Regions from separate parts of the Mus musculus genome. Here all the other regions are linked to region 5. Evidence: chromatin loops called from intact Hi-C (ENCODE). Cell type or tissue: left cerebral cortex. All regions are shown on one strand. Links, peaks and the distances in the headings refer to the core of each region. The heading gives the core; the rest is flanking DNA.

Region 1 (4,732 bases), core at 467-4,466, 61 kb after region 5:
CCTGGCTAAAGATGAGGGGCTGCAGCACGCCCAGATGGTTCTATTTGGGCCTTTGGCAGACACACGGATCTCCACACTACACAGCAGCAGGGACCACTTAGAGGAAAGGCATGGTTTGTGGTTTGGATTTTTTCAAGGAGCTGGGGAAGGAGGAGTTGCCAGGAAACCAACCCTCAGAGGGTTGTGCTCCAGGGTTCTTTATCGGGCCTGGAGGCACTCCTGAAAAAAATACACAAGTGGGGCTTTCTCCTGAGTGTTTGTGTCAGGTGTAACTTCCTTGCCTCCCAGGGAGGGGTCTACTTTCTCTGATCTGTACATCAGATACAGATGGGGTCCTTAACTCCCAACCCCTACTCCATGCTACCAAGACCAGGACCAGATATATCACTTGTAGGGCCCATGCCAAATAGATCAAAACACATTGGAAATTTCAAGATGGCAGCAGCAAGCGAATGACCCTCTTGAGCAAGGGGCACTTGAGTCACACATCCATAAAGCCAGTCCTGTACAGGGTCCACGTTGCTTTGTTAGAGTTGGTACAGGGTAGGGTCTAAGAAGGACATATCTTTCTTTGGGGAGAAGTGGTAAATAATCCTTTATACTTGCTGTAAGATATCTAGCACACACATAATCTAATTTAATTCTTTAAGCTCCAAGTTAAGACGTGGGAGATTTTAGAGAAGAACTCTGGTGGTTGTGCAGTCACCCTCTCTCTTTTGCCAGGATCTAGAAGCTCTAGAGATCCATGACAGTGAGATCCATGTCTGTTGATTACTTATTTCTATTCCCTTGCCCAGCCTGAGCCCAGGACCTGCTGTGGTTAAGATCCATCTAGAGCCGAATTACTACAACTTACTTAGCTAGTGACGTGGAAGGAAGGGAGCCTGGATTTAAACAGAAGCTTCTGACCGTAAAAACTCTGTGTCTTGCCATAGCATGCTACGGTATGGCAAGTTATGCACGAAGCCAAGGTCATAGAGTCCAGTGGTTCTGCTGCCTGTATGGCTGTGGTGAAGTCTAGTTGCGGTATCTATACCCAAGACGAAGGTAGCAGACTCAAAGTATCTACACTCAGGGATTCATGGTGGCAGAGCACCCACTGGCTGAGACATAGTTCTGTGTGTTTAAGTGACCAAAAAATCCTTCTCAGACAGGATGGACCAGGAGCCATCTGAGCCAGCACAAGATTTTAGAGCATTTGCTTTCTTTCCAATGTCCCTCCACCCACTTGCGACTGATCTCCAGAGAGACAGGAAAGTCTCTAGTCTCTGGCTTCAGAGTAGAAGGCAGTGTGGATGAAGAGGTAGCTCCTGAGTCAGAGCCACTCATCACCCCTTGCCCTTCCCATTACCCATGCAGACGGGATCATTTAGAATTCCATAGAGGAGAGTGTGAACGTGAAAGAATGCAGCCTCTCTCGAAACCAGTTTTAGTTGCTGCTCAGTTTTACTTGGGTGGTAAACATCCTGGGCCTGGAGAAAACGGGGCTCACGGAATACTGGGAAATAATGGTCTTTGCGTGGGAAAGGTGGGTGCTGGAATAGAGCTGGGACCTCAGTCTGGAGCAAAACCTAAAAAGCTGTGCTAAGCCTCCACATAGTAGACAGAGGGGGTTACAAGCAAAATCAGCCATTCTCACAGGAAAAACAAGAACCCTGCTTTACTCTGGAGCAAAGCAAACTCACATGCTAAGCATATAAAAGGAAATGGAAGCCGCGTGAATAAAATAAATGCAAACTCCGGTACACAGAGCTTTAGCCCCTGGTGACGGTCCCCAGACCGCTAAGTAACTTTCACTTTCATCCAGAAAAAGCCACCCGCTTCCTTGCTCCTAGGAAGCGGCTCTAATTGCCTCCCGACTCCTCAAGATCAGCTTCTTTGACTCCTGGGGTTCCCTTGTCCTGACTCTGTGTCCCCACAGGACAGAACTCTTGCCCCCACCCACTCCGCTCCGCCCACCACGCCTTTGTGCTGAGAAAGGAAAAAAAAAAGAATTACAAACACGCACTGTGATCATGACTCGCCTGCCCCCAACTATGGTCGCACAGCCTCCGCCCTCCAGCGAGTGAGGATGTCTGAGGCTCTTACACATTAACGGCAGGAAGTGGAGTACCGAAGGGAGGCTGGGAATTTGAACGCCTTCCCATTTCAGCACTCGAGGGGAGGAAGCGCTGCTCAGCCCTCCGCGTGCACAGATGGCTACCGCTCCCTCCTGAGCACTGTGTTCCCGGCTGCGATCCTCCTCCTCTCCCTCCTCTCAGCTCCCCGCCCCCACCTCCTCTCCCTCTCCTTGGAGGGAAAAGTCTGCAGAGCTGAGAACTGTCTTGGAGAATTCAACAAAGGCTCGAGCCAAAGGGGAGCAAACTTTAAAGAGAACTTGTTTTGTGTCTGTTAAGGAACCTGCTGAAAAAATCCACACCTATTGGTGTGTGTGTTTCGAGCACTAGTAGTAGGCGGGCTACCGGGAGGAAGCACGGACAACTGTACGGTCTCTGCCTTGATAAGGAAACTCTCAGCTGTTGAAAGGTTAATCAGAGAAGAAGGGACAGCGTGACCAGGGAACTTACTACTCCTGAATTTAAACTACGTTGTTTTCCATCCAGATATTTCAATGGAGACAGTTGGAGAATCTGTATTTCAGGGAAAAGAAGTTTTCCGTGGAAGTTCATGACCCTCGCAGGTAAGCACAAGGAGCCCTTTTCTTTGGGGAATGCATGGCATGCCATTTGTACATTGATTTTGTGTTGTGATGGTTTATGTCCATGACCAGGACAGAGTTCACATCAGACTGTAAAACTTTGTGGTGATAAATGCAAAGTGTGTGTGTGTGTGTGTGTGTGTGTGTGTGTGTGTGTGTGTGTGTGTGTGTTTAGCAATTCTCACCTGTCTCTCTCTCTCTCTGTCTTTCTCTCTCTGTCTCTCTCTGTGTCTCTCTCTGTCTCTCTGTCTCTCTCTGTCTCTGTCTCTCTCTCTGTCTCTGTCTGTCTCTGTCTGTCTGTCTGTCTGTCTCTCTCTCTCTCTCTCTCTCTCTGTGTGTGTGTGATGCTGGAGGAATAATTGTGGCACTTTGGAGCCACATTTGAGTCACATGGGGACATTTCCTCTTAACAGACAGGAGACCAAAGGCTTCCTTGCCGGAGCTGCTAAGCCTACTTCAGGCAGGACGGTAGAGACTGAAAGGCATCTGTCAACCAAAGTGGTTAGGCTCATTTATTCTGGTTCTGGGTGCTTATGGTTTTCTTTTTAATGTTAGTTTTATGGGTGGGTATGAAATAAATGCAGTTCTTTTTCCTTCTTCCTATATTGCACCAGTCATTGGACTCGAGAACACCAGTCTTAAAAACCTAAAAACCTGTTCCAAGTTGGATGCTGAACAATAAATAGGGTTCTAGGTTGGGCTGCAGAGAGCCCTGCAGGGAAGGAGCCTGGGCACCACCAACTTTAAGCTTTTCCTCTTTGTGTGCTGGCAATTCTATAGTCGAAGGCAGCCCACTGCCAGCAACAGGGTTCCCTAAGAATAAATTGCTGTGTGCAGGTCCAGATGCAGACTGACAAGAAAGTAGGCCCCAGACGATACTAAATAGATTATGTGCACTTGAGAAGCCAGAATGGGTTCAGGTCCTGGTGACCCCCAGCCCTGAGCTTAGGAGGAAGTGCTAGCAGCGACCCTACCTTGCTTCTGAACAGACAGACAAGCAGCGGTGCCCTCCAGGCAGCTGGGGACTTGGGATGAGACATTGCCTACAAGGAGAGGGCTGAGGTTTGTGCAGAAGCCCTCGTGCCTGCTGCTGCTGCTGCTGCTGCTGATAACCCAGCTGGGTTGTGTACCTCCTTGTAATCTACACAGAACAGCCTCCTACTGTAGGCGAGAGTTTATCCCTGCCCCACAGTTACCATGAGACTAGCAACTAGAGAACAGAACGTTCTAGAAGCCAAGCCTCTGCAGTCAGGTGCAGAGGATAATGTTAAGCAGAAGGATAGCTCATTCAGTGGTTCTCAGGACCATGGGATGCATTTCATGGTCTAAAGACCTCCTCCGCAGAACACAATCCGTATGCACAGGCCACGGAGGGGCAAGCGGATGCCAAAAATAATAATCCAGCTGAGGAGAAACTCGCTGCTATTTTTCCAGGTGAACTTATGTCAGAGTAACATGGACATTCATGGACAGATGAGAGGGAAAGAAGTCCAAGTGTAAGAAGGGTAAATCGAATTCTACACCATGATCATATACAGAGAAGGGGATGCCTGGCAGAGCAAACATTAAAAAAAGAAGAAAAAGGACCACCTGTGGGCCTGAGTGCAGGGAATAGACAGAGGGAAAGAATTTACCCCAGTGTGTGTGTGTGTGTGTGTGTGTGTGTGTGTGGTATGTGTGGTATGTGTGTAGTGTGTATCTGTATGTGTGTGTAGTGTGTGTGTGTATAGTGTGTCTTTGTGTCTGTGTCTATGTTATATACACACACGTGTGTTCCTTCTGTGTCTATGATCTCATCAGTGATATAATTACTAAATTCTTTTCCCTTTGCCAAGGTCTAGGAATATAGGAAAGACACCTAACATCATACCTTAGCATAGAGTGGGCTTTTGGCTTATTTAGCCAAAGGGATCTATCTCATACATGTTTGGAGAATTTGCATTTTCTTCTATGGTAGATATGGAAGGCTGAATCAGTGTTCTCTTCCATCAGGAACTGTTAGCAGAGTTGGGGACACCAGCGAAAGAAATCATT
Region 2 (4,732 bases), core at 374-4,373, 150 kb after region 5:
TATACAGAGAAACCCTGTCTCGAAAACCAAACCAAACAAAAACAAAAACAAAACAAACAAAAAAACCCTTCACACACTGACGCTAGATACACCGCTGTAGTCCCAAGCCAACCTGGATGACACAGTAGGAGTACATAGTAAGTACTGAAAGAAAGGGAGAGGGAGGAGCAGGGTGAAGAAAAAAACCAACTGTGCTCTATTAAAAAAAAAAAAAAAATCAAAAGCTGGTGGTGATTTCAAAATGGCTGAACTGAGCAATGCTAATTGGGCAGTGGCTGTGGGAAAGGTCTACAGGACCAGAGGATCTACAAGCTCACACAGCAGCCTCCAGGTTCACCCTGGACACCATGATGAACTGTTTTTTCAGAAGCTGCCACCAGCAGCTACAAGATTCATCAACAGTTTCAATACTTGTATCAGTCACAGCCTGAGATGCCGCAGAAGATGTAAGGCACACTCATGGACCAGCTGCGGGGAAGTCTGGAAGGAAGTCTCAGAAATCAAAGAAGAAGGGGCCTAGATGCTTTCACAAACTGCTTGGAGAAGGCTAAAGACCACAGGGAGAACCTTGGAGACCAGCTGCAATCCCATGGTTCCCTAGTCCCTGCAGCTCTGGGCATTCAGCAGTGTCTTGTACAGGACAGGAGGAGACCAAGCACCAATAGTTGGCTGAGGCCATCCTGGCTGGGCCCACCAGCACCTAACAGGCTATATAGAGAACAAAGGAGTAACTGGCTAATATTATCCTGGCTGGGGCTACGCAGGTCCAGGTCTACCAGCATCTGACATGCTATACTGGGAGAGGAAGGGACTTGCAGTCAGCACTAGAGTGAGAAGATGACTGGGAACCAGAGCAGAGGTCAGTCAGAAGTTGAGGCCTTCGGTCAACATGCTGGGCCTGGGAGAGTATTTCTGGGTATAGCTGAAATAGTGTGTAGGGTTCCAGTGCCTAACTGTAATAGAGGCCTCACCACTGGCTCTGTGCTGCTGGAGACATGAACACACACACACACACACACACACACACAATAGAGGCCTCACCACTGGCTCTGTGCTGCTGGAGACATGAACACACACACACACACACACACACACAAACACAAACACACACACACCATTCCTCAGATTCCATCTGGAGGATTGTGACCTTTCCCAAACTTTGTCTCCTAGAGCTTTAACTAGCATCTCTGTTCATCTCTCTGGTTCCTCACCATCCCCATGCAAACCCTATGTAGTTGTTTCTAATCTATACTGATTGTCTTGTCATTGACAAGCCCAAGGGTCCCTGCCATGCTCTCCCCCAATCCATAAATATAAACACACACACACACACACACAGAGCTTTTATTCCTCAAAAGGCACTATTATTGATATCCAGAAAACATACTTATCAAAGAAGATGGTGGGATACATAAAGGAGTCCAGAGAATTAATAACGAACGTAATTTAAAGTATGGAGAATAACTAACCTAATTTAAAGTCCGGAGAACTAATAACTAGCCTAATTTAAGTTTGCAAGCAGTTTTAACACTTCACAAAAAAATATGTAAGTATCTAAAAAAAAAAAAGTCACACATGAATTACTTAAATTATCAAGAAGATGAGATTTAGAACCATACAGAAACCTCTCCACCAAAAAGACAGGCAACATAAACCGCGGGCAACAGTGCAGACTAGCCAGCCTCTGACATAGCTCATAGATGTGCAACATTTTGAATGACTTAGGCATGCATGTACTCTGTAACCCTGCGGTTCCAAAGGGATAGGGCTCAGAATCTGCTCAACCAATTCTGAGAAACAGCTCAAACACTCATCCCTAGGAGAATGGGTAACCAGATCTACTCAGACAACAGAATACAATTTCAGAAAATTAATACATACATACATACACACACACACACACACACACACATACATACACACACACAGCAAAGTAATACCCCGAACATTCTAATCAAACGAAGCTCCATATGAAAATGTACATCCTATTGATGTGACATTCTAGAGCAGGCAAAACTGAGGTATAAATAAGTTGCTTCGGTGGGTAATCCACGCAGGGACTGGAAAGTGGACATTGCTATTTTATCTCCTCATGGAGAATGGGTTACACAGGTGTTTGCACTTGTCAAAAGTCACTGACTAATAAACAAGATTTTTACACACACGCACACAAAGAGGAACAAACTCTGCACTCTATGGCGTGTGCCAGATCGCTTAGGAATAAAGCCGACTAACTCTGCAACATGCTTTGGAATTGACAATGACTAGTATGCTGTTTTATCACTCTGCCTGCGGCGGATACTGGTTAGGACAGCAAGCGCCGCCGAAGTGAGCCAGACTAGGCTTGACATCCATACTCTGCCCCTTGCTAAGCCCTGGGCCAGCAGCTTGCCCGGGACAGTGGCGGATCTGTCAGCCCCGTGCCCGCCCCAGACCCTCTCAGGACCATCACCCTCCCGCCAACACCGCAAGCACAGTCCACCACCCTCAAGCCCGAACCACAGCTCCGGGACTCACCACCAGCAGGTTCCTGTCCTCCACCAGCTGCCGCTTCCGCAGAATCTCGGATTTCAGGATGTCCATCTCGCTCCCAGGGTCTAAGTGTCTTCACTTTGACTCCCCAGCTCCTCGGCGGTAACCTCACCCGCCAGGGGAGGGGGAAGAGGACAAACCACGAAGCAACCAGAGCCCAATTATCGGAAAACAACAACTGCCGGAGCCGCTTCCGGCGGAAATCAGGATGAACGAAAGGAAGGTAGGGAGCGCCCCTCGGCGCGAACGCGGCCAAAACCGCTGAGTATTGTTGCCCCCTAGCGGAACCCTCCAGATACACACTTGTGATTTCAGTAACAGGTAGAAAAGAACAAAAGGCCGGGCAAAGGTAGCACAGGCCTTTAATCCCAGCACTTGGGAGGCAGAGGCAGGCAGATTTCTGAGTTGTCTCAAAAAAAAAAAAAAAACAACTGTTTGTCTCTTTAAATGGTTATTGTGCCCGATTGAACCAGCTTGTATACTCCTAAAGTTTGCTTCATAGTTCCTCAATTTACTTATTTGCCAAGAGTGCTAACATACTAGAGAATGAGAAATACATAAATAATACAAGTTTTAAAATGGCAGTGTTTATTAATTGCCTATTCAACACCCTGTAAATTTATTGTGTTTTCTGGTTATGCAATCAGCAATGAAGATTTTCAATGATGATTGGGAATATAATCATTCTTTCTTATAACCTAGCCCAAGAAAAAATATGTTGAAATTCTACTTTGATTTGTTTTTATTTTTATTGTGATTCAGGCACTCACTGTGTTGCCTGGGCAGGTCTCAAACTCTTGCTATCAAAGTAATCCTCCTGCCCCAACCGCAGAGTGGACCTCCATACTTGGCAGAGTTTTGGTTTTGTTTTGTTTTTTTTAATCTTAGAACCATTTATAACATATCTATTCTTGGTTCCATGCCATGAAAGCATCTTTGTTTTTAGTTGTCATAATTCAACAATATTTTATGTTACATTTTTCTATTCTAGAAGTAGTGAAATAACATTCAATTCAAACTCAAGTGTAGGTAAGATGGTTTATCAAAATAAAAACTGAAAGGATTGCTCATTAGAAAGTTTTATACTGGGGCTGGTGAGATGGCTCAGCGGTTAAGAGCACTGACTGCTCTTCTAAAGGTCCTGAGTTCAAATCCCAGCAACCACATGGTGGCTCACAACCATCTGTAATGAGATCTGATGCCCTCTTCTGGGGTGTCTGAAGACAACTACAGTGTACTTACATATAATAAATAAACAAATTTAAAAAAGAAAAGAAAGTTTTATACTGTGTGTGTGTGTCTGTGTGTGAAATAGGATATTTCATCTAAAAGATATCTGAGGACCAAAAAGATGGCTGAACAGCTAAAAATAGTTGCTGCCAAGACTGATGACCTGAGTGCAGTCCCTGGGAACCCACATGGTGGAAAGAAAAAGTAGATTCTCAAAGTCATCCTCTAACCACAACCACACCACCACATACACACACGTATACACACGCACGTTCACAACCACACCACCACATACACACACGTATACACACGCACGTTCACAACCACACCACCACATACACACACGTATACACACGCACGTTCACAACCACACCACCACATACACACACGTATACACACGCACGTTCACAACCACACCACCACATACACACACGTATACACACGCACGTTCACAACCACACCACCACATACACACACGTATACGCACACACGTTCACACATGCAACTGAAGAATAAATGACTAAATGTGGTAACTTTTTTAAAAAGTAAAAGATGCCTAACTTCTGTCCTTGGATGAAGCATGCTGACATTCTTATGTGAATAGTTGTTACCAGGGTCAAACCATTTACCCACATCCTTCTGATTTAGGAACTAGAGATGATGACCCCCAAACCTGAAGTGTTGGCATAGCTTATACAGTTCACAGAGAACCAGATGGGACACTATCAGGGTAAACTCAGAAAAGGCTATCTCCTCTTCAATTCCCATCTTTGACTTCTATGTTTATGCAAAGCGCATTAAATCATGATGAGGGTCTCAGATCAAAGAACGAAAAAGACGAATACCCGAGGGAGCAAATGGATGAGCAATTTAAACTACAGAAGAGGGGCACAGTGGGGAAGAGGACCAGCAGAGTTTAAAACAGATCAATCCTGCTATCCAGAAAATGTGTACACCATTTCATCACAAA
Region 3 (4,732 bases), core at 406-4,405, 220 kb after region 5:
CAGAAGACCCAAGTTTGCTTCCCAGCACCCACCCCACGTGGAGGCTCACAGCCATTGCATATCCAGTTCTGATCTAATGCCCTCTTCTGACTTCTGTGAGCACCAGGCACACACATGGTGCTCATACACACATTCGGGTGAAACACATAAACATAAACTAATAAAATAATAAATCTAAAACATTTTTAAATACCAATTGTGAATGCTCAGGCAACAGGCAGCAGTTTACAAGCAAGGGAAAGATCCCTCCCTCCCCAGAGACAGACTGTATCAGACCTTGATCTTGGACTCCTTGCAGTGATAGGAAAGCAAATTTCTTAAGTCAGGCAGTCTGTGATATTTTGCTAAGTTAACCTACACAACCTATTACAGATACATACCCAGTCAAGGCAATTCCAGCTTGATATTACTTAATACTAACTGTAGATCCATAAATTTGTTGGATAAAGCCACAGTGGTGTGTACCAAGTAGAAAGTAAATAAAACTAGTTGATATCCCCTAGAAAGCAATAGAACAGGCTGTTTCATAGTCTTTACACACCATGAGTGGATACTCATGGACCATCTTTGAAGAGCTCAGTCAAAAGGGCAAAGACATAGTTACTATTAATTTTAGGTAGTCTCTTAAAATATCCCCTTAACTACATAGAGGATATTCCCTTCAGCAGGTAGAAGTCACATTCCTGCTTGAACTTAAAGTGAATGATATCTTTCCTAGGGATGTACTTCTTGGGGTGATACCTTCAATGATTTCATCATAGTTTAAGCACAATAAAAGCTTACTTTATGCTCCAAGGCGAGACTACTCTGCATTATTCAATTAGCGTAGTACTCAGCCTGTGACTATTGGAATAAAATTTGACAAGGGATCTCTCTCTCTCTCCCTCCCTCTATCTCTATCTCTATCTCTCACGGCCCCAGAATGGGGTGTAGAATGTTTTCTTACTTTAGAAACATCCCAGACACCTTCAGGTTTATAAAATTCTGGTTTTGAATGGAGGTGGGGGAAGAAACAAGTGGGATTATTGCCCAAACCACTATCATACTGAACCCTTCACTGCATCTTTTAACTCTAAAGAGATCAAAGAACTTCACCAAATACAATTTCATTTCTTCCATACACTTTTCTGGGAAAAGGACTCAGCCTCTAACATAATCTCAAAGAAGTAGGAAAAAAAAAATGAATCCCCTCTTAAAGTGATTTGCTTTAGAGCTGGATGAAGCGCTTGGTCTCCCTGCGGCCAGCCGGGTGTCCACACTGCCGGGTGTCCACACCCGTGTCTATCCACACCCGTGTCTATCCTGTTGTCTCCAGCTGGCTTGCTGCTCACCGGTTCTTTGGTTTTATTTCCCAGGCATGTTTGCACTGCTTGCTCCTTGGTAGTCACCCTGCTTCTAACGTCAAGGTTCTATCAGAGTGGCTTTTGAACGGCTGTCCATTTGAGTGCAACTAACCTCAATCATTCATCAAGACAGCCCACCCCAGCCCCCTCCCCCCTTTTCTCTGCATTCTTTGGAGCAACCTGACCTTCCTAAGGTGTTGGAGCAGCAGCCCATCCCTTCTTCCCCTTTGTACTTTGGTCTAGAAACCGTAGATTTGGAGGCCGTACTTTTAAGCGTGTCAGATCATGTTTCCACACTACCATTCCCAGGTGATGTAAAAAATCTTTTCTATTCCCACTTAAAACATGTGGTAAGAAATGGCGCCTACAGTAAGTGCACACTTGGCTCCCCAGAGAAAAAGATTACATAAAACTCCCAATGGCCATTGGCGGACGGCAATTATTTTGGTATTTCTGCGTCAAGTGGCAGAGTCTATGCACCTGCTATGACCACTGTTTCCCTAAGAGCCTGCACCCCCTTGCACTCCTCACCTCTAGTATTCCTCTCCCCAAAACACCATTCCAAGCACCCCCTTTGCATATAACTTCCCCTACAGTCCCCAGGGTGGGGATAAGAATTGATGTTCGCTCCATCCCATAGTCTTCTCAGCAGTACATGCTCAAATTTCTCTCTGTTTGCTCCAAGAGCGCGGATGGGTAAGTTCTTCACCCCCTCTTAAAAGTTGCCTAAAATCCGCGTCTGGCCCTGGCACCGCCCGCCTCTCAGACAGAGCGAGGGCTGGCCGCCAAGGAGCCACGATCCCTGGCTTATTTCTAAAGGCAGGTTCGCCTCCGGGAGCCGCAGAGGGAGGCCGGGCAGAGCGCGGCGTCCGTCCGGGGGGGCAGCTCCACGGGCCCGGGCCGCTCCGGACGCTGAACCGCGCGGCCTCCGGCCCATGCCGGGTCGCCGCACGGCCGAGTCCAGCAGTGGCGGCGGCCCCCGGGGGATGGCGGCGGCCGGGCTCCGCCAGCAGGTGGTCCCGGGGTCCCGGCGGCGCCGCCCCCTTCGACGGCGCGGCCCCTACTCCCGCGGGGGAGGTCAGCGCCCCGGCCGCCGCTCCGCACCCGCCGCCGCCGCCCTCCCTCGGCTCGCCGCGTCCCCCGGGCCGCGTCCGCAGGCTGAGCCCAGGCGGGCCGCGGCGAGCACCCCACAGCTCCGCGCCCCAGCCCGGCCCCGCTCCCAACGGAAAGTTGGGCTGCGGCGGGCTGCGTTCGGGAAAGAGCGAGGCGGCATGAAGGGGCACCGAGGGGTCGCCTAAGACACCGGGGAGGCGGAGCCGCGCGCGGGGACAACTTCGCCCCGGGCGCGCAACCCCCGGCCGGGCTCGCGGTGGTTCCTCCCGTCCCTCGGCCTCCCCCGCCGATCGCGACGCGGACCTTGGTCCCGGCGGCTCCGCGGCGGTGACACGAGCCCGCCTCAGCCGCCGCCTCAGTCTCCTGCCGCGCCGCCACCTTGCCCGCACCATGGAGTTCTCGGAGAGGAAAAGAAGCAGGAAATCCCAGAGCTTCAAACTGGTGAGCCGAGGTAAGCTGCCGGCCCGGGGACAGCGGCGGGAAGCCGGCGCCGCGCTCCGCGCACTCGGCCCCGCGCGCCCCGGCCGCCCGCGGGCTCCACGCCGGGGGCGCGCCCGCCCCGACCCCCTCGTCCCCGCCCGAACCCGGGCCCCCCGCGGGCCGCACACGCCCCGCCGCGGGGAAAGTTGTGCCTGAGGGGGACCCACCGGGTGTTATTGAAGGTAAACAAGTCGGAGGGCACGTCAGGAAATTAGCAAACAATGACACCGGGGAGCCGAGCCCACTCTGGGGTGCCGCCGCCACGGCGGCCGCTGGGCTGGGGTGGCTGAGGGTTTGCCTGGCCGGCAGGCCGAGAATAGACTGGGATTTGTTTTTGTTTTCGTTTTTTTTTTCCTTCCCCCACGCAAAGAGAAGGAGGAGAGAAAAAGATGATCATTGTTCTTTTTAAGAAGAATCAGCTCATTAGGGAATCGAAGCTCAAGGCAGAAATTGTTGACATACAGCATCTTTTCCAGTTGAGTGATTTGGGTGGAAAGGTAGTTTTAAGATTATCTCGTATACCAGTCAGACAAGTGTCGCATCACAAGAAATAAAGAAAAATCCAGCTTGGTCCTGCCGACTAACAGGTGTACAGCACACTCTTTATAGGCGTTTATTTTGTCCGGGGAGGAGAAAGTTGAGTAGTATCTCCTCTGGGTTCTGTTTCTTGTTCGAGTCCATCTTCCTGATTTGAGTCTTTAAAAAATGGTGCCAACTCGGACAAGAAACACCTGTCAAAATGTATCACCTTAATAATCGAGAATGGTGATACCCCCCCCCCAACCTCCCCAGAGGTAATGGTACAAGTTCTAATATGAGCCCACACTCTTTAAATATCTTTGCATTAACTTGGGTCAAAGCCAAATCAGAGAAGCGCTCCACTTTCCCTAGGTGGTTTTTATCTACCGCTAGCATCTGAGGAAAGAGCCACATGATTGTTCCAAGGGCCCCAGCAAAAGTCACATGTGAACAGGTGACTATTGGGAGGGTGATTGCAAGGGATGGAGTTTTTCTGAACTCAGCTAAGCAGACATGAGGATTTTATAAAGCTCACTTTTGGTTAGTCTGGAAACGGTTTAATTATAGACATTTTTGCAAATCTGCTCATCTGTGTTTCCCCTAATTTAGCTTTGTACTGTTTAACGATAGAGGCCTGAAATAGTGTAGTGCATGCATTCAAAATATTTGGCTACTCCTTCTCGGCCTCCACCTCCCCAACCAGGATGTTGACTACTCTGGAAGTCTCTCTGAGTGTGATGGCCCTGTTGATACAACGTGCTTCGTTCAGGAATGGAGGCTGCTTTCTTATTTATGACCCCAGGAAACTGACTACTCTATCTTAAGAGAGAGGGTAGTTTTGTCATGTTGTCCTGTGACAGCTAAGGCAAACAACAAACAAACAAGCCCACCCAAACCTTGGACAGCTGTTGAGAAGGGACCTCTATTTTCATACCTGGGTGGTCCTGGTTTGTAAAGAGCTACATTATCAAAATGCTGTAGCTTCCACACGAGATCCCAAGATGTTATATTTGAAATTTTGATTAACATAGTAAGTTTTTCCTTCTTTTTTAATGGTGAGTGATTCTGCTGTGCAGCTGCTTTTCAATTTTTTTTTTGGAAGATAAACTATTGCATCTTCAGTAAGGGCAGTAATTGCAAAAGATTCACTTATGTGAAAGGTAAAAGACTTGCTTCTTTTCAAAGTATACCTTTAAAAAAATAACACATCAATATCTTAAAAAAAAAATGCATCCTTACTTTTAAGCTGAGATTTTCTGGGTAAACCCAGTAGAGAG
Region 4 (4,732 bases), core at 311-4,310, 380 kb after region 5:
TTTTTTTTTAATTTTTTTATTTATTTTATATATATGATGAGTACACTGTAGCTATCTTCAGACACACCAGAAGAGGGCATCGGATCCCATTACAGATGGTTATAAGCCACCATGTGGTTGCTGGGAATTGAACTCAGGACCTCTGTTAGAGCAGTCAGTGCTCTTAACTGCTGAGCCATTTCTCCAGCCCAAAAGACTCCATTTCTACAAGAATCCTTTTGCCCTGCTGTTTTGACAATGCTAGAGATGCAACCCAGAGCTTCTCACATTCGAGATAGTCACTCTACCAACAAGCTAAACTCCAGCTAGCCCTGTTTTAAATAAAGCCACCTTCATATATACTGTGGTGATGTGGTGCAGCTTGAACATATCTTTTGGAAGAATGGGAGGCTACCACTCATTGCACCTACCAGATGTTTCAAGGGTAGCTGGTTAATTCTTATTTCTAATAAGCCTCAGCATGGTAGTACAAGTCAGAGAAACTCCGTCTCAGATGGGATCACTGGAACCTAGGGATGTTAGGGAGGTGTTTCCCAGGAATGGGGTTCTGAGGCCCTTTCAGGTGAGCTCTCTGGAATTACAAACTGGCAGAATGGCTGACTAGAGGGAGTTCCATAGCAAAGCAATACAGGTAATTAAAAAAAAAAAAAAGCCATCGTGAGCACAGTAAGATGGTCCACTGGGTAGCTAGCCTCAAGTCTAGTGCCTCCCAGTAAATCAAGGCATCTGTGTCTCCAAGACTCTGCAGTCAACACTGCTGAGAGTTTTGGAGTCGGAGTGTAGAGCTCAGTGGTAGAACTTTTGGCTAGCGTGTGAGGCCCTGGGTTCCACACAGAACTTGAGAGAGGCAGAGGCTTGCTTCAGTGCTGCTGGAGACCTCCGGCGGTGTATGGGGGAGGAGAGGGTAGACCTGGAGGTGCCTGTTACCTTATAGGGAGGGAAGAAAGCCTTGCTCACATTTCCATGGATACAGTGCTCTGTCCAAGATCTCCCTCTGGGTTAATCCTACCTCTCTCCGGGGCTTAGGGTACCATGCGGATGACACACAGATTTGCATCTCAAAATTCCAAACTGCTTTCCCAGTTACCTGGAGTACTCAGCAGGCACAGAACTTAGCATCTTGAAGGTTGAAGTTATTGCAAAACTTGTTAGCTTCCCAGCAGTTCCAGTATCAGAAGTGTCAATCACTGGTCATTCAGTCCCCAAAATTAAAACTGGGGGACCTGGCCGGGCAGTGGTGGTGCACGCCTTTAATCCCAGCACTCGGGAGGCAGAGGCAGGCGGATTTCTGAGTTCGAGGCCTGCCTGGTCTACAGAGTGAGTTCCAGGACAGCCAGGGCTACACAGAGAAACCCTGTCTCTAAAAACCAAACAACAACAACAACAACAACAACAAAAAAAAAAAAAAAAAAAAAAAAACCCTGGGGGATCTGATACTTACCCCTCTCTTCAGTGCACATTAAATCACACCAAACCCTTCCCTTCTGCTGCTCCCCAATGCTTCCAGTTCAAGTACACATGCAGGCTTAGTACAGCTTCATTAAAACAATAACCCCTAACCCAGGGTATTATTCCTCCATCACCACTGAGAAAGAGCATCCTTCAACATTAACAAAGAGCTAAGTCTCCTTGGAGGGACACACAAATCTAGACATGGGGTCCTGCTGTGTCATCCACTTTTTTTTTTTCTCATTGTGAAATCTTTTGAAAAAAAAAATCACTTTTTTTTTTAACTAAGTGAGGAACAAAAAAAAGTTACATTGTTTAAAATGCAAAATCAAATTTAAAAGGCAGAACCGGACAAATGTAACTGTATAACCCTTTCCCTCTGGCTTTGGAGTCCTGGTGTGGTATCTGGTGAGGCTGTGTTTGTGTCTTCTGACCATTCAGAAGAAACTCCACGTTCATCAACGATAAATCGATGTCCGAAGTCTGATGCTAAGGAGCCCAGGTGCTACTGTATTCTCCCAAATGTATTGTGGAGAAAAGACACAAAGGCAGGAGATGCCTGTGTCCATCTCGCCACACTTTGCACCCTAGATCCCACTCCTAAGAAACAGGCAAATGGCAATTTCAGGAATGAAAAGGACATCTGCGGGGTGTACGAACCTAAAGACAGCCAAAAGATACAACAGTTCTGCTTCTAAATAATCGGGAAAATGCGAACCTATTCCTAACCAAGTTTGCTCTGCTCAGCTTTCCAGAGAAGTCCTTCGAAGGGACACGCTCTGCACCAGCAATGCAGTACGAAGTCGGAAATCTGAAGTTACTTCAAGTGAAACCGCATTACCAATGTCAATTCAAGCACACAGGATTAGTCTGCCATGTTTACTTGGACATGAGAAGAACAAATGGTATAACCCGGACAACATAAACTCTCCCTCCCCAAAATGCAGATCAAAGATTCAAGAAACTTCACAGAGCATTTGCATATTTCACTGGGACTCCAAAGAAATGCGGAGCTACGCTCAAACAATAGAATGAAGAAAAGATGGGAGTCACTGAGAATGGAGCGCGGGGTTAAGTTGGGTTTTCAAATGTCTCACTGGGGGCGACCTTGGCTCCTACACTCTGCACATTGTTCCCATGGGCACAGTCTCACTGCAGCAGAGATTCGGGAGCAGGTATTGCATCCCGTGGGTGATGCGGGGATCGCACCCAGCCAGGTTGTGCAAAAAACAAAAACACTCTGTTCCCTTCTCGCGGGACAGAGATGCGAAAGTAGGTGGCCCCCATCACTCAAGGTTGCTGCCAGTGCTGCTCGCAACTTTTGAAATCAATCTACCCCCCCCCCTTTTTTTTCCTTTCTTTTTTCTTTTGCATCATGCAACGGATGCCACCGTTCCTGGGGTTTGCAACCCCCCACCCCCTCCCCCGAGACCAATCATTGCCGCGCTCGGGCCTCTGCACAGCGCCCCCGCCCCCTTCCCGGGCCGCACGCAGCCACCACCGCCGCTGCCACCGCCACCAGCAACCCGGAGGCGCTCCGGCCACCGGCCCGCCGCCTTAAAGGGAGGTGGCCGCTCTTAAAGGGACCCTCACGCGCCCGGCCGGCGGGAGCGCGGCGGCCCGGTTCCCGGAGGGCCGCGCCCAGCCTAGGCCGAGCTCCACGCGGCGTCCGAGCGCCCGGCGGTGCCGCCGCCACCGGGAGCAGCATTTTTTTTTTTTTTTTTTTTAAATTCAGGCGACGCTTAAGGGAGCCCAGCGCGCCCGGTGCATTGTGGGAGCGCCGCGGCCCGTTTTCGGGAGGAGGCGGAGGGCGCAAAGCGAGCCGGTAAGCGGCGGGCCTGGCGAGGGGGGGCGAGGCAGCAGGCTTAAAGGGGAATAGCGGGCCGCAGGCCCGGCGCGGCCGTTGCAAATCCCCCTCCGGGCCGCCCGGGACCGCCGGGGAGCCGTGCACCGGGGCCCTTCGCGCGCCCTGCCTGGAGAGGGGGCCGAGCCCAGGCTTTGGTGGGGCCGCTTTAAAAAAGAAGCGCCGCCCGCGCCGCTGCCTCCTCCGCCGTCGCCGCCGCGGCACGCGGGGCCGGGGTTGGGAGGGAGGAGCGGAGGGGGAGGGCGGCGGCGGCCACGCAGGGGTTAATCTTTTCGCCCGCCGACATTTTTGTGTGGCGGCGCGGACGGCGAGCCCGCGCGCGCGCGCGCTCTGCCTTAGCCGCCCAGTGTCCTGGCGCCGAGCCGCGGGCCTCCCCGCCCCCACTCGGCCCTCGGGTCCCTCCGGTCCCCGCCGGCGACGGTCTCCGCGGCAGCGGCGACGCGGGGCCTGCGGTGCAGCATGGCCCTGCCGGTGGCCTGCCCGCGGCAGCCGCGCGGCGCGGTACAAAGAACGCGGCCCGCGCCCGCCGTGCCTTTAAAGGCGGCAGCCTGAGACTTAAGGTGTCCCCTGAGTGGCATCCTCCGCGCCCGGCCCCATGGAGGGCGCGGGGTCCCGGCGCGCACGCCGCGGCGCCCGGGCCTGTGAGCACGCGCGGGGCCTGGGGGCTGGCGGGGAGGTAGGTGTGCTGCCCCACCGCACCCCGCTGCCCGAGCCCGCCTCCCGCGGGAGCGAAGGGGTTAAACGCGGGCTTTAAATATTCATGTCATTGTTTTAAAGGTGTAAACATGTGGCTTCCAGGTCGGACGCACTCCCTCTACCCAAAGCACACCCCAAATTCCATCCTTTTCAAATAGCTGGAGTTTCCTTTGAGGCCAAACCGTGTGACTTAGGTCTCCTTGCACTTGGGAGTTTTTTAACTGCTGAGTTTTCTTGATGTAAGGCGTTTTTAAACTTTCCTAACCAGAAAGTGTAGGGAAAATAAGGTAAAAGAAAGGTGCTCTTCGGAGTCTCTCTCCTGCCTTTTGGTTGAGGCCGTGAGGATTGGAGGTAGGAAAATAGATTCTTTATAAAGGGAAGTCTTCCCGTTTTGTACCAGGTAGAGGTGAGGCAGGCATTTTTTGCAAAATGAATGTGATTTTCCAAACCTTTCTTCGAAGGTGAATTTTAATTCGCACTCTTTCCAAACTGTTAAATGGCTTCAGAATGCCCATTTCGGAAACTTGCTTGGCTCACACTGCTCTGTAGAGAAGTTTGGTTTCTATGAACGATGAGCGAAATCCGTGTCGGTAGTTTCCCGCTGAAATCATTGCTCATGTCATGTTTGTGATGATGGTTTGGATTGCCGAATTTGGGCTTTGTGAAATTTAGTTTAAATGAGTGATGTACTTCCTGGGGGATGGAAAACTATATAAATGGGAA
Region 5 (4,732 bases), core at 364-4,363:
GTGGGACAGACAGATGGACCTGAGATGCCGCTGGCCTCTCAGCTGAAGTAGCCCAGTCTGCCTCAGTCTACCCTCACTTTCAGATGACTATAAGTAATGTTTTGTTGCCACTTTGAGGTTGGGTTTATTTCCTTGAAAACTATGTGCAGGAATTTGATGTCTCATCACTGGAAAAAAACAAAAACCAACCCCCCCCTCAAAAAAAAAACCCATGAAAACTCAAAATTTATAGTGCTTGTTTATTAATACTTGTTAGGTCATTACACATGTGCACACACACACACACACACAAACACATCCACGTTTTGCCCTTGGGTGTGAATTTTAGAGGTTTTGGGGTTGGGTTTTAAATCAGCGCCCAGAGCTGGTGAAACAGTTCTTCCGTAAAGTGCTTGTCTATCCACACAAGCGTGATGATCTGAGTTTGATCCCCAGAACCCACCTGGAATCAGCAATGGTCGCACTTGCTTATAATCCCACTACTGTGGGTGGAGGAGCAGAGATGAAACCCCAGGACTCGCTGTCTAGCCACCAGAGTGTATTTGGTGAGCTCCAGGCTAGTGAGAGATTGTTTGTTTGTTTGTTTATTTGTTCCTTAATGTGGACAGTTCTTAAGGAACCACACTCAGGTTTGTCCTTTGATGTCCATAAGCATGTGAACACGTGTTTCCATGAACACTGCATACATATGTGAGCATACGCATAGACACACACACACACTCACCTCTTATTAACTAGTAGCTCACTAGCTAGAACTGCTTTGTCCTCAGAGGAAGGCTGTTGTTATAGTACAAAAAGTCCTGTATGTGTTATAAGGCTATTTAGGTTTAGACTAGTTTACGTGTATGTGTGTGCACCTCCATGAGTTTATGTGTACCTCATATGTGCCAGAGGGCGTTGGGCTCTCTGGAACTGGAGTTAGAGGCAGTTGTGAGCTACCTGATAGGGGTGCTGGGAACTGAACCTGGGACCTCCAGCAGGTAAACACTCTTAACTGGTGAGCTTCCTCTCCCATCCCACTATTATATATTTAATATAATAAAAATGACTTCACTGTGTAGAAAAATAAGAATCTTAGAACCTTGGAGTTACATAGACTGATATCTCATTAGGCTTTTGATTTGCATTTCCCTAGTGCTTAGTGACGCCTGGACTGTATTCTTATATGCTTATTGGCTTTGAATGTATATTAGAAAATGCCTGTACACATATGTGTAAGACATGGTGTGCCCTCAAAGAAGGCATCAGAGACGAGACTGATGGCCCCTTTGCTTTTTATTCATTTAGCACTGGAAACTCTAAAGCCACCCAGCTCAACTTTAGTGATTTCCACGCCCCCTGTGCCTTACACATGGTTTTTCCTCTTGCAGATTCTACATAGAGAGCATCTCCTACCTGAAGGACAATGCTACCATTGAGCTCTTCTTCCTGAATGCCAAGTCCTGCATCTACAAGGTAGGATTGTGCTCTTCCCATTCAGTTTCCAAAAGAAATAGAAAATACCAAAATATTTCCCACAAGTCAGTTTATTGATTAGGAAAAGTTGTTTATTAATTAATTGCTATTAATAAATGAGAAACTGCATGTGAGGAAAGCCGCCGGCTGAACAACAAGACCTCTTCTGATCTTGTCACTGTCCATGCTTGGGCATGCTAGGGGCGTGTTCTTCATGGGAAGGAGGTCAAAGTAGCCAAAAATTGATCAAGTAGTCACGTCATGTCCACAGTGAAGAGCAGACAGAATGGGATGTGCACACACTCGCTTGCCTGCCTGTGCTCAGCTCAGCTTTCTATCCTCTAATATCACAGTTTGGGGCCCCTGTCTAGGGAATGATACCGCCAACAGTGGACTGGGCCTTCCCATGTCAGTTAACTTAGTTAAGACCCTCATCCACAGACCACAGACCTAGCCTAGACAATCCCTCACTGAGACTCTCTTCCCAGGTGACTCTAGATTCTGCCAGGTTGACAATTAAAGCTATCCATCATACATTCATCCTATGAAACTCACATGAAGCACAGGCTTGGACTTTTATGTGAGAGGCCTGGATCCTCACAGCTCTCCCATGAGGAAGATGAGGCACAGGGAGACTTCCATATCTAACGGGCAGAAAGTTACTCATTTGGTTCAGGGGAGCCCAACTGCAATCGCCAGGTCACTCTCTTTGCAGAGTATACCCAGAGAACTTCAAATGTGAGCATGTCTCTGGTAAAGTGGGCACTAAATACTATTGGAAAATTCCAAGGAGAACTCATGGCTTATGAGTTTCCTATTTCAGTAGATCCCGTTTTGAAGCACTGTAGTGGCTCACCAAACTTCAAAGCAGGTGGGCTGAGATGGGGAGCAACTGCCGCTTTCTCTTGGGGAAGTTCTTTGCTGGATTGCATGGGATAATTCCACCATTCAGAATGGTGGAGGGCCTGGTAGACATCAGGTTCCCCTCTGCAGAAAGACTTCACTTGGTGGTAACTGATGAACCAGGACATAGACTGGGCTCAAACCCAGAGCACACAGACAACAGTCCTTTAAGTCTTGCTGACTGGTGGGAAAAGACATTAATTGTAGATCCAGGTTTTAAATTCCTTCCTTCCACTAATCCTTAATTTTCTTATTATACAGTGGAAAGCATGATAGTATCCAGATACCTTACAAACTATAGGAGCACCTGGTGGGTTTGTTGGTTTTATTGAATGGGTAAGCCCTGATTGAGAGAGAGAGAGAGAGAGAGAGAGAGAGAGAGAGAGAGAGAGAGAGAGAAATAAAGAACAAAACTGAGCACTGTCCACCAGGTGGCAGACTTGAGCTAAAATACATGGCTAGAAATCAGTGAGCTTTTGAAAGGGCACTCATACCACTTCCTGCTGGGTGTCCATGTATAAAGGGGAAGGAAGCTGTTTCCTGGAGTTGCTCGGTTTCTCTTGTTCATACCTGCTGAGCTTGTAGAAACCAAGAAAATTAAATTCTCAGAAGCAAATACTACAGATTTCCCAAGAGCAGGTGCAAGCAGCCTCTAAAACTGGCCTCATTTAAAGTCCAGATGGACTTTGAATGGAGCAATGGTCCTCTAAAGTTTGTGTAGACAGAATAACATCTCAGGACCACTGCTTAACCTCCGTCATCCAAATATTTTCCTTAGTAAGCACACAGATTTCACTAACAGGGTTATGTGTTCATGGTGAGCCTTCTGAAATTTTGCCAAGGAGGAGGCTGATGTTCGTAAGAACTATGAGTGACCAGACTGCAGTGCCCTATCAGCCATGTCCAACAGCGTGGGACAGAAACAGACGTCCACACGGTTGTAGATATTTAGGTTTTTCTGTGGCCGACATGAACTAAATATGAATGTTTGCCTCAGTGTCTTCAAGCTTCATTTTTCCTTTTTGACTAAACGCCGACATTGCAAGCCCATCCCACGTCTGGGAAACTCCTAAGACTTAGCACTGTGCCACACACTTAGCACTGTGCCACGCACTTAGCACTGTGCCACGCACTTGATCAAGTTACTTGGATTCCGATACCCTTTTCTTGGCTACAATTTTCTGTGCCACCCACATGTCCCAGCTGTACACTGAGACATTATCCCAGAAGGCAGGGTGATGTGCACATAAATATTGACTTCACCAGGAGTTCAGTATCGGACCACTTGCTATTTTTTTGGTGCCTGACTGACGGTGTTTTTCTTTGCACTTGCCTGCTTGCACTTTGCAGACTCCAGGTTGAGCATAGGGCCTTACCCGCTTTAGGCGAGTACTCTACCGCTAAGCTATATCTTGGGCTCTCTTTTTACTGTTTTTTTTAAAAAAAAAAACACACCAAGTTATCCAGGCTAGCCTTAAACTCACCATATAGTCCATGCTATCCTTGAACTAAAATTTTTCTGCCTTGGCCCCCTGAAGAGCTGGAATTTCAGACCTGCACCACCATACCCAACTCCTACGGTGTTTTAGAACTACGCTGTTGAAGTAAAATAAGCTATTTACCATGCCTCTTTGCAGACCTACTTCCATTTATATTTTAAAATATTAAGTTGTATTTTTGATACTGAGCAGAGCAGCTGAGAGGAGACTCCGCAGTTAAGAACACTTGTCATTCTTACAGAGGACCCAGGTTTGGTTTCCATCAACCACATAGTGGCTCACAGTTGTCTGTAACTCCTGTCTTAGGAGACCTCATGTACCTTGGTCACCAGGTACTCACATGCCATATATAGATGCATGCAGACAAAACACATATACAAAATAAAAACAAATTAGAAAACATCTTTTAAAAAATTATTTAAAGAAGTCAGGGACTGGGTTTAATCAGAACTAGGAGTGTGTAGTGACTAGTGAGAGGCCCTGTTTAATCCCCAACACAACACAAAGTGTGTGTGTGTGTGTGTGTGTGTGTGTGTGTGTGTTGTTATTATTAAAGTAATAGGAAACAGCTTAAGGGGCAACGAGAGGTCCAATGGTGGCTCAGCAGTCATAGTGCTCGTCTCCAAACCTGGAAACTGAGTTTGACCTCCCAGGACACACATGGCAGAAGCAGGGACCAACCTCCCACAGGGTGTCCTCCGACAGCCATCCCTGTTCACACGTACACAAGCACAGACACTGTCCTAAACCATGGAGGTCAAATGGCTCCTGAAGGCCCATTAGCAAAGGTGACCATCTCCTACACACCCAAGGCCTGCCCTCTAGAGTCATGTTGCTGCTGCTTCTATTATTTGCCGCTTTCTTTCTAAATAAAT
Region 6 (4,732 bases), core at 364-4,363, 130 kb after region 5:
CAGATGTGCATGCAACTGTTAACTCAATGCTTGCAAACACTGCCACCCTCCTCCCAACTGTGGGCCAATTCTGCCTACTATTAAAATCTGTTTCGGGCTAGAAAGATGGCTCAGCGGTTAAGAGCACTGACTGCTCTTCCAGAAGACCTGAGTTCAATTCCCAGCAACCACATGGTGGCTCACAACCATCTGAAATGGGATCCAATGCCCTCTTATGGTGCATCTGAAGATAGATATAGTGTACTCATATAAATAAAATAAATAATTTTTAAAAATCTGTTTCATACTGGTTTTTTTTTGCAACTTCTTGTGACTTTCAAATAAGAAGTTTAAAAAAAGATTTTCCTAATACTAAAATTCAAACTTTACATAACTTATTTGGCCCTTCACTGCAGAGAACAAAGCACCCTCCTTCTACCATTCTGCACTACCTTATCTAGGAGTGTCTCATAAAGACTGCCATCAACAGTCTCCATCCCTACCGACTAGACAAGACCAAGACTATGAACCACAGAGGCGCCCATCCAACCACAAAGTATTTATTGAGCACTATTACCAGGTGCTGCTGTGGAGTCTGAGGACAACAGTAAACTATGCTGTCACCCCAGCACTAGGTCATCACCAGCTGTACCACACTCACTCCTGTGAACTGCAGTCCCAGTCCACTGTCTCACTGCTGCTCAGACTGTGTACTTGACAGAGTGGGCTGCTGGGTCCAAGGTTTTATTGTCTTCCTTACTATCAGAAACTGTCCTCTGTGCCAATATGTCAAGAACTTCTGGAATGTCTACTTCTTTTGCATGTGACTATACCACTCCATAATTTGTCCCTGTCTTGACCTCAGAGACTAAACTTGTGACAGACGTCACAGAAAATTAACACTATGCCTTGAGACCAGTCAAGGCTTTGGACTCAGCCCGCCATCTTCCTGTGCGCTCTTAAACTGTGTGTAAGTTTAGCCTGCCTTTGTGAGACACAGAGCCAACCTTACTACGCCCTAGATTTCCCATGCTGTAAGTAAGCGTTTACATGAAGGCACATGCATAGCTTCCATGCTAAGTTACACACTCCATGCCCCTGACCATGAAGGTGTGTGCGTATGCTTATGCTGACAAATCTCCACTGCCAACAGTGTGAGGATGCAGCCGTCTGTGGTGCTGTGCGCCACTCAGTCAGCTGGGTCAGTGAAGCAGTTTCCTCCCTAGCAAACACTGTTAAGATAGCGGTAAAGAATCCTCGCCAATCCCCCCGGCCTCCCCCCGCCCCCCCCGCCATGTTTCCTGTGCTGTCCAAGCCTTTATTACAGAGAAGCATGGCACACAGGAACAGACACAGACAGATCATACACACAAAACAGGCCAACCCGTAAAGACTACAAACAGCAACAAGACTGAGCTAAATGGAGAGTTCAAATTTGGACTTGTTCTTCATAAATGAACCCAAGGGGCCCAATGTGATCATCATGGTATGCACTTTCTAAAACAGTGGTTCCCAACACGTGGGTTGTGGCCCCTTTGGCAAGCCTCTATATCCAAATATATTTACATTATGACTTATGACAGTAGCAAAATTACAGTTATGAAGAAGTCACAAAAACAGTTTTATGGTTGAGATTACCACAGCATGAGAAACTGTATTAAGGGTCATAGCATTAGGAGGGTTGAGAACCACTGTTTAAAGCCTTTGAAACTGAGCCGAATAATCCCTCTCAGATTTTGTTATCCAGGCTAACACATCATCCAAGTCAATGAGAAAAAGACTAGAAAGTCACTAACATGTCCCTAGCATCTGCTCAAGGAGAGACTCCAATCCCTTATTTAGTACTCAAGGCTTCCTCATTCAACAGGCTGACGCCCATCGTGTCCTCTCCACAGCAGAGGCAGCTGCTGTCTCAAACAGCACTCACTCTCCCTAACCATCTATAGGATGCCATCCAACTCTCCCTAACCATCTGACCTTGACTATTTAGCCCAGGCTATTCTTAACTCGAGATACCCTGTGACTCATCCCAAACCTTCCAATCCTCCCCCTTCCAATCCTCCCCAGCCTCCAAGTGACGAAACTACAGCCATCAAACCTGGCTGGAAAGTAGAGTTAAGCAAGAAAAAATGATAGCTTATTCTGAAGTGCTTGCTGCCCACGCAAGAGAACGAGAGTCTAGAACTCAGTAGAGTCAGGCACAGTGGTGTGCAGGCTGGCGAGACCGACTAGGGAGATGGCTCAACGATTAAGACACTCACTGCTCTTACAGAAGACACAGGTTAGGTTCCCAGGAGCTGGGGTGGCTCACAATTCTAACTTCAGTTCCAGGGGCTCAAACACTCTTTCTGGCCTCCCTGGGTACAAGGCACACATGATACACTTAAACATATGCAAGCAAAACATTCATACGCACAACATAGAAATACTTCCTTTTCTAAAGGTAGCCATCCTGAGAAACAACTCTGAGGTTAGCTTCTGGCCTCCAACCGCCCAGTGCACATCCAGGCACACGCACCTCCCACACATAAACACCCACCCACGTGGCACTCATGCACACACACTTTTTTTTTGAAAGAATATTTTTTAAAATAGAAAACTATAGTAGTTTTATTTTATTACTATTTTTAAATGTATGAGTGCTCTATTTGCATGTACATCTGTGTGCCCAAAGAAGGCACTGGATCCCATTGCAGATGGTTTTGAGCCACCATGTGGTTGCTGGGAATTGAACTCAGGACCTCTGGAAGAGCAGCCAGTACTTTTAACCACTGAGCCACCTCTCCAGCTCCCCCCCCCCCACTTTTAATATATAAATAAACTAGAAATCCTCTTAAATAAATTACATATGTATATAAAAACTAGTCTAGGAGGAAGTAGAAACCACACATTGTCTACAAGAAATGTTGTCTTTAAAATTATCTAATTGTATAAACGTTTAAACAGTGTAATTTACCCATAGTATAAATGAGCATGATTAACAAATTTAACCCTTGGAAATTATAATCAATTATCAAAGGAAAAAAACCTACTCTTTTCTAATTCAAAGCGTTAGCCTTTCCTACAGTCATCTGTGGTTTTAAGAAATGAAAATCGAGCCAGTGAGATGTTCTGCTGGTAAAGGCTTGCAGCCAAGCCTAATGACCTGAGTTCGATCCCTGGAACCTGCAAAGGTAGAGGAGAACCAGGGCTCGGGCCTGTATATGTGCACCATTGCACAGCACACATGCCACCCCTCACTCACAATAAAAACATTAATAGAATCCTGAAAATTAAAAACGGAAAGTCTTCGAATTTACCCAAGTATATGTGAACTGTACAAACTGCACAATCAACACTAGGGAGTCAGGCTGAGATGTTTATAATGCTAATGAATGTGAATAAGGCACAAAGTATGTCATACAAATGACCAGTCAGCAATTGGAACTAAGATACAAACAAAGATAATTCATGAGTGGTGACCATTCTCTAGCTTAGCATCTGAATGTAATTTTATGCATTTAAGAAAATTTTAAGTAAATTTCCAGAACTCATCTTCAGGTTTAAGAGCCGCCACCTGGCAAGCCGTTCCATACAATTTGGGATCTGTAAGAGTTTGCTAAAGATAGATCATAGTTGGTTCTTTTTTTTATTCACATCAAGGTTTCAATACAAACAAGTTTGTATGAGGCATATATAATTTCAAAAAAACAAGTACAAATACTTCAGACTTAGTTGCATAATTTAAAAAACATTTTCATATGCTACTTAAAAATAACTATAAACATTGAAGCCAATACTTCACTTTCCATACCTTCTTAGGTTACCATACACTAAATCCATATTCCAAGTCATATTATCATAAAATACTCTAAACTGGTTGTCCTAATTAAGCCCTGTATTTCTCTTATGTACCCAATCTGTAATTTCTTTGTTAGAAGCAAGTTGGATATGATTCATACCTGGACTATATATATAAGAAGACTCTGTTTCAAAACAAAAAAAAAATTCCAAGAGTTTTGTTTTAGTCCTAAGCAAATTAAGAGCCTCATGACTTCCCCTCCCTTCCATCAGGTATGGAAGTCGTGGTGTCCTTTACTCTGTGAGGCTGAGAGGGAACTTCCCTGTAACCTCCTCACTGCCCCACTCACTGCGAAGTCACTGCCCTTCTCTGGGGTTTCACTCTCCACACTTCCAGTTACCTCAGTCAACTGTTCTCACAGCTTGACGATGCTTCCACAGGATCTCTAGAAGCTCAGCAGGAGCCTCCAGCACCGCAGCACCACCTCCAGCAGCAGCCTCACTTCATCCCCTTCTGCAGAAACTGTACCTCATGGCAGCGCAGAGGCGAGAGCACCACGTTGCCCGGGAGGCCATACTCACACAATTTTCATTACAGAATATCGTTACAACTGCCCTTTTTTATAACCAGTTATTAACAACCCCTCCTCTGTCCCTCCTACCCCTGTGTATTATGATTATCTGAGACATGATCTCCCTCTTTATTCCAAGCTGGCTCAGAACAAGGTTCTCCTGACTCCACCAATGAAGTGCTGGAATACAGGTGCATGCCACCATGTCTACTCAGCCTAATTAATAAACCAAATTTTACCATAGTCGAGTAAGTATCTGGGCTCAGTACTATCTAGTATTTCTGGTGTCCACTAGAGGCTGTTGAATGCACTCCCTGCAGAGAAGGGTTAGCATAAGCATTCTTTCACTTTAGAGTTCTATGTTTGGAGAATTAAAGAACGTTTAGTAACAGCAACTGCTG

What was found. Peaks named below come from ENCODE experiments on the same cell type or tissue, not always from the same donor. Only the 100,000 strongest peaks of a DNase experiment are listed, where the experiment ranks them.
Region 1: it touches region 5 in a loop (6-fold over the local background); 12 of 42 quality-filtered maps call a loop at or near these places.
Region 2: it touches region 5 in a loop (8-fold over the local background); 11 of 42 quality-filtered maps call a loop at or near these places.
Region 3: a loop joins it to region 5, with 5 times the contacts of the local background. A loop is called at or near these places in 3 of 42 quality-filtered maps.
Region 4: it touches region 5 in a loop (4-fold over the local background); 4 of 42 quality-filtered maps call a loop at or near these places.
Region 6: it touches region 5 in a loop (6-fold over the local background); 13 of 42 quality-filtered maps call a loop at or near these places.

The regions. Positions count from the first base shown.
Region 1 is chr2:4,557,611-4,562,342 of GRCm38, forward strand. It overlaps Frmd4a (FERM domain containing 4A), which reads left to right. Exons shown (of 23, transcript NM_172475.3): 12 at 2,604-2,680. Among named protein-coding and RNA genes, the nearest start is that of Gm13179, 35 kb to the right of the region's middle. RefSeq lists an enhancer at 1-265. In left cerebral cortex, for the core only: a CTCF peak has its summit at 2,025; DNase peaks (open chromatin) are centred at 1,259, 1,554 and 2,148; H3K4me3 peaks cover 1,718 bases; H3K27ac peaks cover 1,794 bases.
Region 2 is chr2:4,649,399-4,654,130 of GRCm38, forward strand. It overlaps Prpf18 (pre-mRNA processing factor 18), which reads right to left and starts at 2,737. Exons shown (of 10, transcript NM_026045.4): 1 at 2,518-2,737. The coding sequence starts at 2,583. In left cerebral cortex, for the core only: CTCF peaks have their summits at 2,809 (motif pointing left) and 3,012; a DNase peak (open chromatin) is centred at 2,750; H3K4me3 peaks cover 1,592 bases; H3K27ac peaks cover 638 bases.
Region 3 is chr2:4,715,386-4,720,117 of GRCm38, forward strand. It overlaps Bend7 (BEN domain containing 7), which reads left to right and starts at 2,446. Exons shown (of 9, transcript NM_178663.4): 1 at 2,446-2,907. The coding sequence starts at 2,847. In left cerebral cortex, for the core only: no CTCF peak of the experiment used is centred there; DNase peaks (open chromatin) are centred at 2,824, 3,120 and 4,076; H3K4me3 peaks cover 1,560 bases.
Region 4 is chr2:4,878,587-4,883,318 of GRCm38, forward strand. It overlaps Sephs1 (selenophosphate synthetase 1), which reads left to right and starts at 2,978. Exons shown (of 9, transcript NM_175400.6): 1 at 2,978-3,274. In left cerebral cortex, for the core only: no CTCF peak of the experiment used is centred there; DNase peaks (open chromatin) are centred at 2,551, 2,992, 3,292, 3,498 and 2 more places; H3K4me3 peaks cover 2,164 bases; H3K27ac peaks cover 1,986 bases.
Region 5 is chr2:4,496,619-4,501,350 of GRCm38, forward strand. Frmd4a (FERM domain containing 4A) reads left to right here. Exons shown (of 23, transcript NM_172475.3): 5 at 1,371-1,455. The region is part of intron 3 of Gm39751 (a long non-coding RNA gene); the gene reads right to left. Among named protein-coding and RNA genes, the nearest start is that of Gm39751, 15 kb to the right of the region's middle. In left cerebral cortex, for the core only: a CTCF peak has its summit at 2,797 (motif pointing right); DNase peaks (open chromatin) are centred at 2,818 and 3,519.
Region 6 is chr2:4,628,502-4,633,233 of GRCm38, forward strand. All of the region lies in intron 9 of Prpf18 (pre-mRNA processing factor 18), which reads right to left. Among named protein-coding and RNA genes, the nearest start is that of Prpf18, 21 kb to the right of the region's middle. In left cerebral cortex, for the core only: no CTCF peak of the experiment used is centred there; DNase peaks (open chromatin) are centred at 1,907, 2,126 and 2,449.